Regions from separate parts of the Homo sapiens genome. Here region 2 is linked to region 1. The links are chromatin contacts, found by Hi-C or POLR2A ChIA-PET in ENCODE. All regions are on one chromosome and are shown on one strand. The core of a region is the stretch at or near the end of the contact, and the rest is flanking DNA. Distances in the headings are between cores, read along the strand shown.

The links. Hi-C counts contacts between places; a loop is a spot of excess contacts on that map. ChIA-PET counts read pairs that join two places held with the same protein, here RNA polymerase II (POLR2A). Pooled maps may share reads with other maps.
Region 2: a pooled map shows a loop between it and region 1 (2.1-fold over the local background). The contact joins two enhancer-like sites. A Hi-C loop is called at or near these places in 1 of 50 pooled maps. POLR2A ChIA-PET finds 5 or more read pairs at or near these places in 2 of 52 experiments (H1 and OCI-LY7).

Annotation. Positions count from the first base shown.
Region 1 is chr4:6,961,203-6,966,979 of GRCh38, reverse strand. All of the region lies in intron 2 of TBC1D14 (TBC1 domain family member 14), which reads right to left. Among named protein-coding and RNA genes, the nearest start is that of TBC1D14, 54 kb to the right of the region's middle. RefSeq lists an enhancer at 2,526-2,765. Within about 2 kb of position 2,784, at least 9 of the 41 ENCODE cell types and tissues checked have a DNase peak (open chromatin) inside an H3K27ac peak, as active enhancers do.
Region 2 is chr4:6,748,203-6,753,979 of GRCh38, reverse strand. No RefSeq gene overlaps it. Among named protein-coding and RNA genes, the nearest start is that of KIAA0232, 32 kb to the left of the region's middle. RefSeq lists an enhancer at 5,020-5,777. Within about 2 kb of position 2,304, at least 10 of the 41 ENCODE cell types and tissues checked have a DNase peak (open chromatin) inside an H3K27ac peak, as active enhancers do.

The DNA of each region.
Region 1 (5,777 bases), core at 1,535-4,034:
AAATTAGCCCAGCATGGTGGCAGGCACCTGTAGTCCCAGCTACTCGGGAGGCTGAGGCAGGAGAATGACATGAACCTGGGAGGCGGAGCTTGCAGTGAGCTGAGATCGTGCCACTGCACTCCAGCCTGGGTGACAGAGCAAGACTCCGTCTCAAAATCAAACACACAAACAAAAAACCTTTTTGTTATTCAACTAATTCTATAATTTAGAGTAAGAAAATGTGTTATGTCATAACAAAGGGTATCAGAAAAAGTAAGCTTTGAAGTCAGACTAAACTGAATTGAAACTCTGGCTCAACCATTCATTAGCCACATGACACTGGACCAGTATATTAACCTCTGAGCCTCAGTTTCCTACATTTAACAAGGGCACACTGCCCCATGTTCTACAAGGTTGTTATACAAATTAAAATTTCAAGTACACAATTAGTGTTAAAGAGTAACAGCTGCTTTAGTACGTAACCCCTAGCTTAAATTATGTACAAGGTAAATCTGTATTACCTATTTATAATGAGTATTCACATATCATAAAAAGAAAGTTACTCATGAGATGATCACAAGGTCTTCTCTCCAAAGAACATGTAAACAAAAGTTCCAAATAACACAAATAAATCCCAACTAGTAGTATTAACACAAAATAAAATTTTGGAATGCACTGTATCAATGCATTCATTAAAAACAAATGGCTTCCAGGACTTACTAGAAAGTACAAGATGAGCCTGCAGCATCTTGCTGGACTAGAAAGAAAGTTCTCAAAGAAATACTGGGACGTGTCTAAAAGAAACAGTAGCCAGCCTGAATAGGCTCCCACTGACTCAATCTGGAACAATTTACTCATCCAAATAATGAGAACAATGGATTATAACTCACTGAATAAAAGAGAAATCCACTAGCCCATATAGGTACAAATAAACAAACATAGAAATTAATGGAGGAGGAGGAAAGCTCTTGGGAAGTCACCTAGTAAGGAGAGACCAATGGAGCTAGGAAATGATCAACAGATGCTTACACCAGTGGGGAAAGCTCAATGAGGAATGGATTTTTACACAGTTTGAAAGTGTCTCCTACAAATTCCTTATTAATTACATGAAGCAAAATAGTTAATCTTATGCCGGAGAAACCTGAGGGACACACCTCAGCCAAGTGATCAAAGCTAACATCACCAGCGAGGAGTGGTGGCTCACACCTATAATCTCAGCACTTTAGGAGGCCAAGAGTTTGAGACTCACCTGAGCAAGGTAGTGAGACTCTGTCTCTACACATAATCTTTTTAAATTAGCCAGGTACGGTGGCATGTATCAGCAGCCCTAGCTACTGGGGAGGCTAAGGCGATATCATTGGAACCCAGGAGTTCAAGGTTACAGTGAGCTATGATTACACCACCAGTCTGAGTGACAGAGCAAGACACTTGTCTCTATTTTTTAAAAAGCCAGGACAGATGGCACAGGACATCTGATCTGATGCATGGGGAACAACACACCAAGTCAATGGCGCTGATGCCCAAGAATGCATGACCTGAATCCAATCATGAAGAGAAGCAGACACACCCAGACTGAGACAATTTATACAATAATGGACCTATAAGCTCTCAAAATGTCAATGTCATGAAAACAAAGAAAGGCTGAGGAACTGTTTCAGATTAAAAGGACATGAAAGAGGGCCAGGTGCAGTGGCTCATGCCTGTAATCCCAGCTACTCGGGAGGCTGAGGCAGGAGAATCGCTTGAACCCAGGAGGCGGAGGTTGTAGTGAGCCAAGATCACACCATTGCACTCCAGCCTGGGGGCGACAGAGTGAGACTCTATCGCCAAAAAAAAAAAAGATTATTGGGACAATTGATGAAGTATGGTTACAGACTGTGGATTTGACAACAACATTGGATTAATGCTAAGTGACCTCATTTTGACAACTGTTCTGTGGTTACATAAGGGAATGCCCTTGTTCTTAGGAAATATGCTGATATATTTAAGGGTAAACAGACATGGTATCTCAAACTTACTCTTCTAATGGCACAGGAAAAAATATGCATATATACTATCACACGTAAAGAGAAGTAGAACAAATGGAGCCAAATGCACACAGTTGGTAAATCTGGTAAAGAATATATTGGAGTTCCGGGGGTTTTCTGCAGTTTTTTAGTAAATTTGAAATTTTATCAAAATAAAGTTACAGAAACTTTCAAAAAAATAAAACAAATAGTTTCACTGTTTCCTTCCTTTTCTGTTGTGGTTATAATCATTTCGGAAATAGTTTCATAGCCCAAGGTAATTTCTATTTATAAGAAATGGACTTTCACTATGATCGTGCCACTGCACTCCAGCCTGGGCGACAGAGCAAGACCTTGTTTCAAAAAAAGAAAGAAAAAGAAAATGAACTTTGAATTGTCTGAGATTCAATCCGTTTAACATCTAAGATTTCGCCATCAGTGAAGGACTTAGGCAATTAAACCAGGTTAAAACTTCAGGCAGTAGAAGACACTAAGAACCTGGCATCCAGAACTTGGGTTCACTAAGGGTATACATTTTGCTGAAGAGGCGTTGTCTGTCTCTGGGAAACTGCAGTCAGGAAGGGGAAGGCACCAGGATCCGGGACAGGCCTCTCTACTCTGGAGGGACAGGAGCTGCAGAGGGTGTAAGGAATGGACGGGAGAATTGCACAGAAGCCGCGGAGTGTGGGGATGTGCAGAAAGGAGAAGTCTGGGTGAGTGGCTCCCAGATTCGTGGTCTGGAAGGTTGAGCACAAGCTGGAGTGTTATTCACTGAAACGGGCTGGCAGGAGGACGACTAAGAGGAACAGAAACCTTGGTTTTTCAGGTCTCGGCTAACACTATTATTAGTCTGTACAAAGGTAGTGCAGATAAAAATTAATGTCAAAAATCAAAGTTGTGGCTGGGCACGGTGGCTCACACCTGTAATCCCAGTACTTTGGGAGGCCGAGGTGGGTGGATTGCCTGAGCCCAGGAGTTCGAGACCACATGGGCAACATGGCGAAACCTGTCTCTACTAAAAATACAAAAATTAGCCAGGCGTGGTGGCGCACGCCTGTAATCCCAGCTACTCAGGAGGCTGAGGCACAAAGAATCGCTTGAACCTGGGAGACGGAGGTTGCAGTGAGCCGAGATCACACCACTGCACTCCAAGCCTGGGTGACACAGTGAGACTCAGTCTCAAACAAAATCAAAGTTGCATGATTATTTTTAACATAAGAGCTTAGGCTCATATGATAGGCCATGACTTTTGAAAAGCTCATAAAAAGCATGTTGATATATTTTTTTGTGGGTTAGAGGCTGAAGTGCGACCCCAAAACAAGTCACTACAAGTGAAAAGGTGCTGTAGCCTGGGGTCTGGGCTGAAAGGACATCCTCCTTTCTGGTGGGGCAAGCCATCGGGAGTCCTGGCGTAGCTGTGGCCGGGCCCGGGAGGCCAAGGGGGAGCCAAGGAGCTGCACCTACTTGTCACATGACCAAACATCACTCTCAGGTCACGTGCAGTGAGAGAACACAGCTGGGCAGGAGCGAGCCTGGGCACTGCAGAGCCCATCTGCTCTGTCCCTTCAACATCTGTGCTGTCTGCCCGACAGGGAGACCACACTGGTGCTGCTGCTCCGGAGTCCAGCAGTCCCTCAGCTGCTGCTTCATGGGCTGTGTGGCCCGGTGAGTCAGCCCACCCTTTGACCTTCAGATGCTGAGCACACAATGGCCATAGCCACCATCTCTGACACTCACAGGAGACAGAACAGAGGGGCTGCTGGCTCCAAGCTTCCTCTTTTCACTATTTCAAATGCACCTGTCCCACCCCCGACATGGGAAGTCCTCGCACTTGCCCTCGGGGCATTCTGCAGAGCCCTCCCGGACCAGCTGCCGGGCCTGGGCTCCCCTGCTTCTGTTTCCAGGGCACAGGGCATTCCCTCCATTCTGTACCTATGTGATGGATCCATACCCTCTCCTCTCCACATGCCTTCACCTTCGGTGGGGTCTCCCAGAGGGCAGGGTAGAGTCACCTCTGCATCCCCAGGATCTACCCAGCATGCAGTAGGTTCTACACACGTCTGCTGGCAAATGGAGCAGCCACCGTGTGTGTGTGTGTGCAGGGGAGGCAAGTATAGGGCGATGAGGAGGCAGGACTGACATGCAAGGCACAGGGGTCAGGTAACGGGAGTGCAACCCAGACGAATCAAGGCCCGAGACTGAGAACTCAACAGAGGTAACCTCTCAGCAGGAAGGAGTCCCTCTGAAAAGAAGGGGTAATGGGCAGTGGGGGGCTGGGAGAGAGCAGGCAAGGAGTGGCAGACCACCACAACCTCCCTGGAGCAGGCTGAGAGCTGGGGGGTGGCCAGTAGGGGGTGAGGGCCATTTACCAACCCTGCCCCAGAGAATGCTGGACTCCTTTTGTTTTGCATCCCCAACAAAGGGCCCTTCAGTGGGAAGAAGAAACTCCTTTGTCCTATGGAGAAAAAGCACTCACTCTACTAGCAGCATTAAGGACAAGCAGCTGTTGGCCTCCAAGCTGTCTCAGCTGCTGTGCAGACACAGAGCACTCATTAACCCTGGTGAGACTCACCTGCAGCTGCCGCAACCCCACCATCAAGGGCACGGCAAGTAAACAATCGATATCTGTAGGTGCCCTGCCTCCAACCCACACATGGTCAGTGCCACCCGCACCGTCGCAGCGGGGTTCCCTGAGAGCCCAGGACTCTAGCTCATGAGTCCTGCCCCACTACCCCGATATGCACACATGCCAGCGCATAGCTGTGGTGCCTCTCCCGCCACCATCCATACCTGCACAGCGCCTAGGTGCTGGCATATCTCACCTCCTACCTAGCCCCTTCGTCCAGGTGCCCACTCAGATCCCTCCTTCTGCAGCAGGTGGGAGAGGAGACCTGACAACGTCCGCAAAGATGAGAGGAGAACCATTTCTTCTTTCTAAAAGGCTGATGTCTCGTGTCAAAAGCCCCATCGATCAGCCTTGGCTCAGACACACCTCTGCAGTCAGGAGGCCAGAGCGAGACGCTTTCTCAACAGCCCTCGGCCGCATTCATTCAGACACTGAACAACAGAAACAGGAGTCGTATGTGCTCTAAACCCTCTGGTCTTCCAGGTTAACACCAGGACTCCCCACTGTCCAGCCTCCTTGTCCTCCTGCCTTTTTTCGGCTGCATACACCCTGCAGACAGATGCCAGTCGCGCCCCAGGTGTGCCTGCCTTGCCCCTCCTTCAGGCACCCCGCAGGTACAGCTCCACACCAAGCCCCAGACCCCAGCAACGCTCTCTACCAGGGCCATCTTCTGTAAGCACAAGTGGACCACGCCAGCCCTGCCACAAATCCTGCCAAGGACTTGCACCTGTTTTTGTGGCAATGGCGTCGTGGCTCCAATCACCTACCTCAGGCCTACCACACAGGCTGCTCCCTCTGCCCATTAAGTGCCCCCGAGAGGAGACTCAGGATTAAATGAGGGGGTTCAGCCTGGCCATGCACACACAGCCCCACCACCAGGCTCAGCTCCTCGTGGACTGGGCACTGCAGAGAAATTCTTCCCTACTCAACTCCTCAGCAGGGCCAGCTCAGCTCCCCCATGGCACAGAGAGATTTGGGGGGTCACAGTTGACAAGAATGGGGAGTGCCCATCAAAGGGTGCCCTGAAAGGTGCTGGCCCCATCAGGATTTGTCCACACAGGCTGCTCAGTGTCATTTTAAAGCCATATGGCAGAGCCTGGGAAACACGCTGGGGGCCGTCAGGGATCAGGCCACACCCGGCCATGTGAAGAGCCTACCTGTAAGCC
Region 2 (5,777 bases), core at 1,055-3,554, 210 kb after region 1:
ATGTGAGGCTGGGTGCCATTTTCCTCTTCCGTTAATTGAAAGGGTCATAATAATGAACATTTTTTATTTCCGAGTTTAATGTTATTTTAAACTATTACTATAAAAGTAACACATGCTCATGGTGAAAACTTTCAAGAGAACAGAAAGGTATTGAGTGAAAAATCTCATTCCTTGCCCATCCCCAGAAGGAACTAATTGCTGTTCACAGTTTCTCATGAAGTCTTCTAGAAATGTTCCCTGTGTATGGAAACATACATGGAACAAACATCAAAAGCCCAAATAAATAATAATAGCTCCCACTTGAGTGTCTGCTAGGGGCCCCCTCACCCATTGCGCTTGCTTTTCCGTGTAATGATAGACCTTGGACATATTTCTAGGTCCACAATCAACTTTCCAAGGTACCGCAAGAGAAACCCGGAACATCTTAGGGGCAAGTGAACGAACAGTTCCTTTCCTGGTGCCTTCATCTGAATAGGCCTAGCTCTGAGCCGGCCCCGCAGGTCCATCCTCCCATCGAAACCTCCCTGTGGTTGGGCCATTGTCGCATCTGTTTTCAGATGGGGAATCTGGGGCTCAGAAAGCACAGCAGGGTTCTGAGGCTGCACGGTGACCAAAGGCAGGTCCGTGCCGTGGCGGACCCCACAGGGCTCTGGAGCCAGAAGGAGGCCACGCTGTCCTCGGAGTCCTGGTTTCCGGAAGCGAGCAGGATTAAATATAACCCAGGCAGGCAGGAGGCGGGTGTTGAAAGCACAGGCTTAACCAAAAAGTGCAGGCCAAAGGGCAGCCCCGCCCTCCACCCCGCTGGGCTCTGGGGACAACTGCACTGACCAGTCTCGTGGGATTCTGGCCGGGCAGCTGGCATTCCCACCCACCCAGGTCCCCCCGCAGGGCGAGGCCCAGTCCCCCAGTGTGTCATCCATGTACAGGTTGCCACCTCTGACCTGGCGACTCCACTCTGGAAATCGGGGTCATGGTGATGGGCAGAAACACTACAAACAAAGGGCTCTGCCAGGTGGTCTCCGGTCTGCCCAGAAGGAGAACCATCACTGGCTGTGTGGCCCGAGCTTGGGCAAGTCCCTCACCCTTTCTTCCTTTTTCATTTTTTAAATTTTAATCGAGGTTAAACTCAAGATTAGTCATTTTAAAGTGAGCAATTCGGTGGCGTTTAGTACATTCACAACGCTGTGCGACCACCATCTCTAATTCCGAAGGAGACCCCGTTACCTATTAAGCAGTCTGTCCCCACACCCTCCTTCCCCCATTCCCTGGCAACCACTAATCTATTTCTGTTTCTGTGGACTTCCTTATTCTGGACATTTCATAGAAAAGGAAGCATACAACATGTGGTCTTCTCTGATTGGCTTTTTTCACTTAGCATAATGTTTTCAGGGCTCCTCTGTTTTGTAGCACATGTCAGTATTCCATTCCTTTTTAAGTTTTTTGAGACAGGGTCATGCTCTGTTGCCAGCCTGGAGTGCACTGGTGAAATCTTGGCTCATTGCAACCTCTGCCTCCCAGACTCAAACCATCCTCCTGCCTCAGCTGAGACTACAGGGACATGCCACCATGCCTGGCTAATTTTTGTATTTTTTGTAGAGGCGGGGTTTCGCCATGTTGCGCAGGCTGGTCTCGAACTCCTGGCCTCCTCCTGCCTCAGCCTCCCAAAGGGCTGGGATTACAGGCGTTACCCACCATGCCTGGTCTTTCATTCCTTTTTATGTATATTGGATATATCATGATGGATTTATTCATTTGTCGATGGACATTCGGGCTCCATTTGCCTTTGGGCTATTATGGATAGTGCTTCTATGACACTCAACTTCTCTCAGCCTTGTTTCTCAGATCTGTAAAATGGGGATAATCAAAGTACCTACCTCACAGAGCTTGGGGGAGGATTAAATGAGACAGATGCAAAGCCCTTACCTGGCGCATAGTGAGTTGTGCATTCCCCTTTGTGGTTTCTGTCGGGTGTTTACAGTACAACCTAACATGATTCCAGCACTTCCTGTGTCCTGCTTCGAGCACTTTGCCTGTTGTAACTCACTGATGGCAATGCTTTTGGTATATTCCTTAATTCCTCCAGCAACATTGTGACGTAGGCCCTGCTCTCATGAATTTCGCTTACAGAAAATCAAGGCTCAGAGAGGTCAGCTAAGGCTTTGCCTGCGGAGGCAGGATTGGTTCCCAGGCCAACCTGATCCTGGGCCTGTGCTCTAAACACCTCTGCTGGTCTGCGCTCCTCGGGGAGTTTACACAGCAGTGTTTACCTGTTTACAGTTTACACGGCGATGTCTCTGGGCTGGGAATTAGGGGGGAGTTTCACTTTCTTTTTCACCCTGGCCTCTCACCGTTCCACATTTCTATAATTGTTTCATTTGTTTTCACAGTGAGTACATATTAATTTTGTAATCAGAAAGAAACCATAAACATAATTCTAGGTGATGGCATACCATATGTTAAACAAAAAGAACCCAACACAAAATTCTATGCATAGCTTGGTCCCAACCAGGTTGAAAGTTGCACAGAAAAACAGCCAGAGGACTGTTCACCAACATATTACTAGCGTTCGTCTCAGGGGGGCTGGATGGGGTGATTTTGTGATTTTTTTTTTCATATAATTTTGGTATCTTCCTAGCTTTTCCAATCTTATTTTTATTATGAACAAATGTCGCTTTTGAATTCAGAAAGAAAGGGATTCTCAGGAAAAAAAAGATGTTCCCAGCCCACGCCCGTGGGTGTTCGTGCTTTGGGCCCAGCTGGGCAGGTGAACCTGAACTACTCACAGGTCAGGGAACTCACGGTGGAAGCTGTCAGACAGGATGTTCCTGTACCTCAAGATGTGCCCAGGGATTGCTGGCCTGATGCTACCGTTTGTCACCCATCCCCACCCCAGGACACAGAGAGGACATTCCAACCTCGGGACCTCCAGCACAGCCTCCAGAGCAGGGACATCTCGGCCCCAGGCGCCACCCAAGCGCTGTCCCAGCACTGCCCCGCCCAGCCCAGCCCCCTGGCCCTTGCTCCTGCACTGCCTTGCCCTGGAATCTCCTTCACCTCCGGGTGTGTAGTTCCCAAGTCTTCGCCATCAGGCCCAATGTGGAGGGCCCAGTGGAGCATTAAGGAGAGCCAGCCACAAGTAGACGAAGGTGTTTGTCCACACCCTGTCTCAGGTGGTCCTCACCACCCCAGCCCCACCGTGAGGCAGGTCTCGCCTGTCCTCACCACAGCTGTGGTCCCGGATTCCAGAATAGGACCTGGCTCACAGAAGGTGCTTAACAAATTCTGAATGGATGGTTATTGCTACTATTCCTACTCTAGAATGGAGACATCTGAGGCCCAGAGAGGTGAAGCAACTCGTCTAAGGCCACACAGCCAGGAAGGGGTTGGGCCATGGCGATCCGTCAGGTTCACGCCAGCAGTCTCGACCCCAGTCCAGCCCCCTGCTCTTCGGGGTTCAGTTTCCACCTGCAGTGGCTCCCTGGGGAAGAGCTGGGCAGCAGCGCTTTGGACTGTGGCTCCAAACAGTCAGTGCTCCGATCTCAGTTCTGCCACCGACCAGCAGTGTGACCTTGGGCAAGTTCCCTAGCCCCTCTGTGCCCGTGTCCCTGCTGCTGGCAGCCTGCTTGTGAGGAGTAAGTGAACCACTCCTGGTCCAGAGTGCACATGATATGTGCTGGTTAAATAAAATTGAGTTTCTGAGGGTGTCGGCTGAGCCGCTGGGTAGAGGGGTCGCCCTGGTTCATCACGGCAGAGGCTGCCGGGTTCAGGGCTGGCTCGCAGCCTCCGGCTTCCTCTCTGGCTTGGGTGTGGCCATCAAGCCCCCTACCCTGACTCGACCTCTCCGGAGCTCCCTTTCCCTCTGCCTGGCACGTGCTCAAGTCTGGGGCCCCCATCCCCACACCTGCCCTGGCTTCAAGTGACTCCCCTCACCTAAGAAAAGGGGACATGGACCCCCCGACCCTGCCCACCCCACCTCCCGTGGGGCTGGGGACCTCTGCCACAGTCAGGATGTCCAGAAAGGCAGAGAGACAGCTACATCCACGACGATGCAGTGAGCGCAGCAGAGGGTCTGGCTGCATCTGGGCGAGTCCAGGAGCTGCCTGGAGCAGTGCCTCTTTGGCAGGTTGTGACAGTAGGGTGGGAGTCTGGCAAAATGAGAAGGGAAAGGAGAAAGGCTCCCGGCCATGGAAGGAGGGGCACACACAGGCAGGGAGACAGGGAGGGCAGAGGACGCTGCCTCTGACCGCACGGCCACCTTGGCTTTGGCAGGACACCCAGGGCGGGGTGCAGAACTCCTGAACAGCAGCTGCCAGGAAGACAGGTCGCAGTGGGAGGGACCCTGGCAGGATGACACATGCTCAGAGGGCAGCCCGAACAGTGGGGCCGAGTGGGCTGACTGGGCTGAACTCTGGCCTTCCTGGAGCTGTTACTCCCGCCCTGACGTCCAGGCCACACAGCAAGTTTGTCATGCAGTCACCGCCCCACCAGGCAGCCTCGCTGAGCAGGCGCCCCAGCGTGGGTGAAAGCTCCGTCCGTGCCCAGCTGTCCTGACACAGCCCCACCCAGGAACTAGGCCCAGCTTTGCATGGGCTGGATCTGCCCTGTAGTGTGAGGAGGTGCCTGGCTGAAGTGTGCCTCATTTTCCCCATCTGTCAAAGCAGATGAGAATTCCTACCTCTCAGAGCTCTCAAGAGCAGCCAATGAGATAATATTAGAGAATTAGAGAAAGTGCATTTTAACCCCGAGGCTCATCTGCAAAGGGTTGCTGCTGCTGTTACTATTGTTATTGCTATGTTATTATTAAGACTGACACATGGGGCCAGGCGCGGGGGCTCACGCCTGTAATCCCAGCACTTTGGGAGGCCAGGGCAGAAGGATCACGAGGTCAGGAGACCGAGACCATCCTGGCTAACACGGTGAAACCCTGTCTCTACTAAAAATACAAAAAATTAGCCGGGCGTGGTGGCGGACACCTGTAGTCCCAGCTACTCAGGAGGCTGAGGCAGGAGAATGGTGTGAACCCAGGAAGTGGAGCTTGCAGTGAGCCGAGATCATGCCACTGCACTCCAGCCTGGGCGACAGAGCGAGACTCTGTCTCAAAAAAAAAAAAATGACCGACACATGGGGGGCTGCTGGATTCAGTGGGAGAAACCAGAGACATCAGAACTTGAATTCCAGTCCTCTTTCTGAGTAGCTGTAGATCTGGGAAATCACTTCTCCAACTCAATTTCCCGATCTATAAATATTTCAGAGGGGTGAGTGCTTGGGCTCTGTGTTGGCCAAGGTCAGCCTGGGAGGGTGGGACCGGCAGCGGGGTCTTCTCCCAAGCCAGGGGCAGCATCCTTTTGGACCAAGGCCAAGTCACCACTCTGGCCTCCTGACGCTGCCCCTGCCCTGGCCTGACCCCTCTCCTGCCCCCCGACCCAGCCAGCCTAAGTGCACACTCTCATGACCCTTCGCCTGTGCATGAACCTGTGCTGTTTATGAGGCTTTTCACCCAAATGGTGCTGTCACCCCCTTTGACAAACAACGCTGTTTGGCTGCAGCTGTGGGTAGCTCCTGCGCTGGGCCCACAGGAGCCGCAGGCCAGTGGAGACAGATGGACAGCCGCACCACAAGATGGAGCTCAGGGTAGGGAGGGGCCCTCAGCTGGACCTTGGAGGGGCCCTATGGCCTCAGCACCTGCCCCTTGTGCCACTTCTCAGGTCCAGATTCATTGCTGGCTCCCCAGCTTCAAACAGGTGCCTTGGGGCCCTAGGTGTCCAGTGAGTGCACGG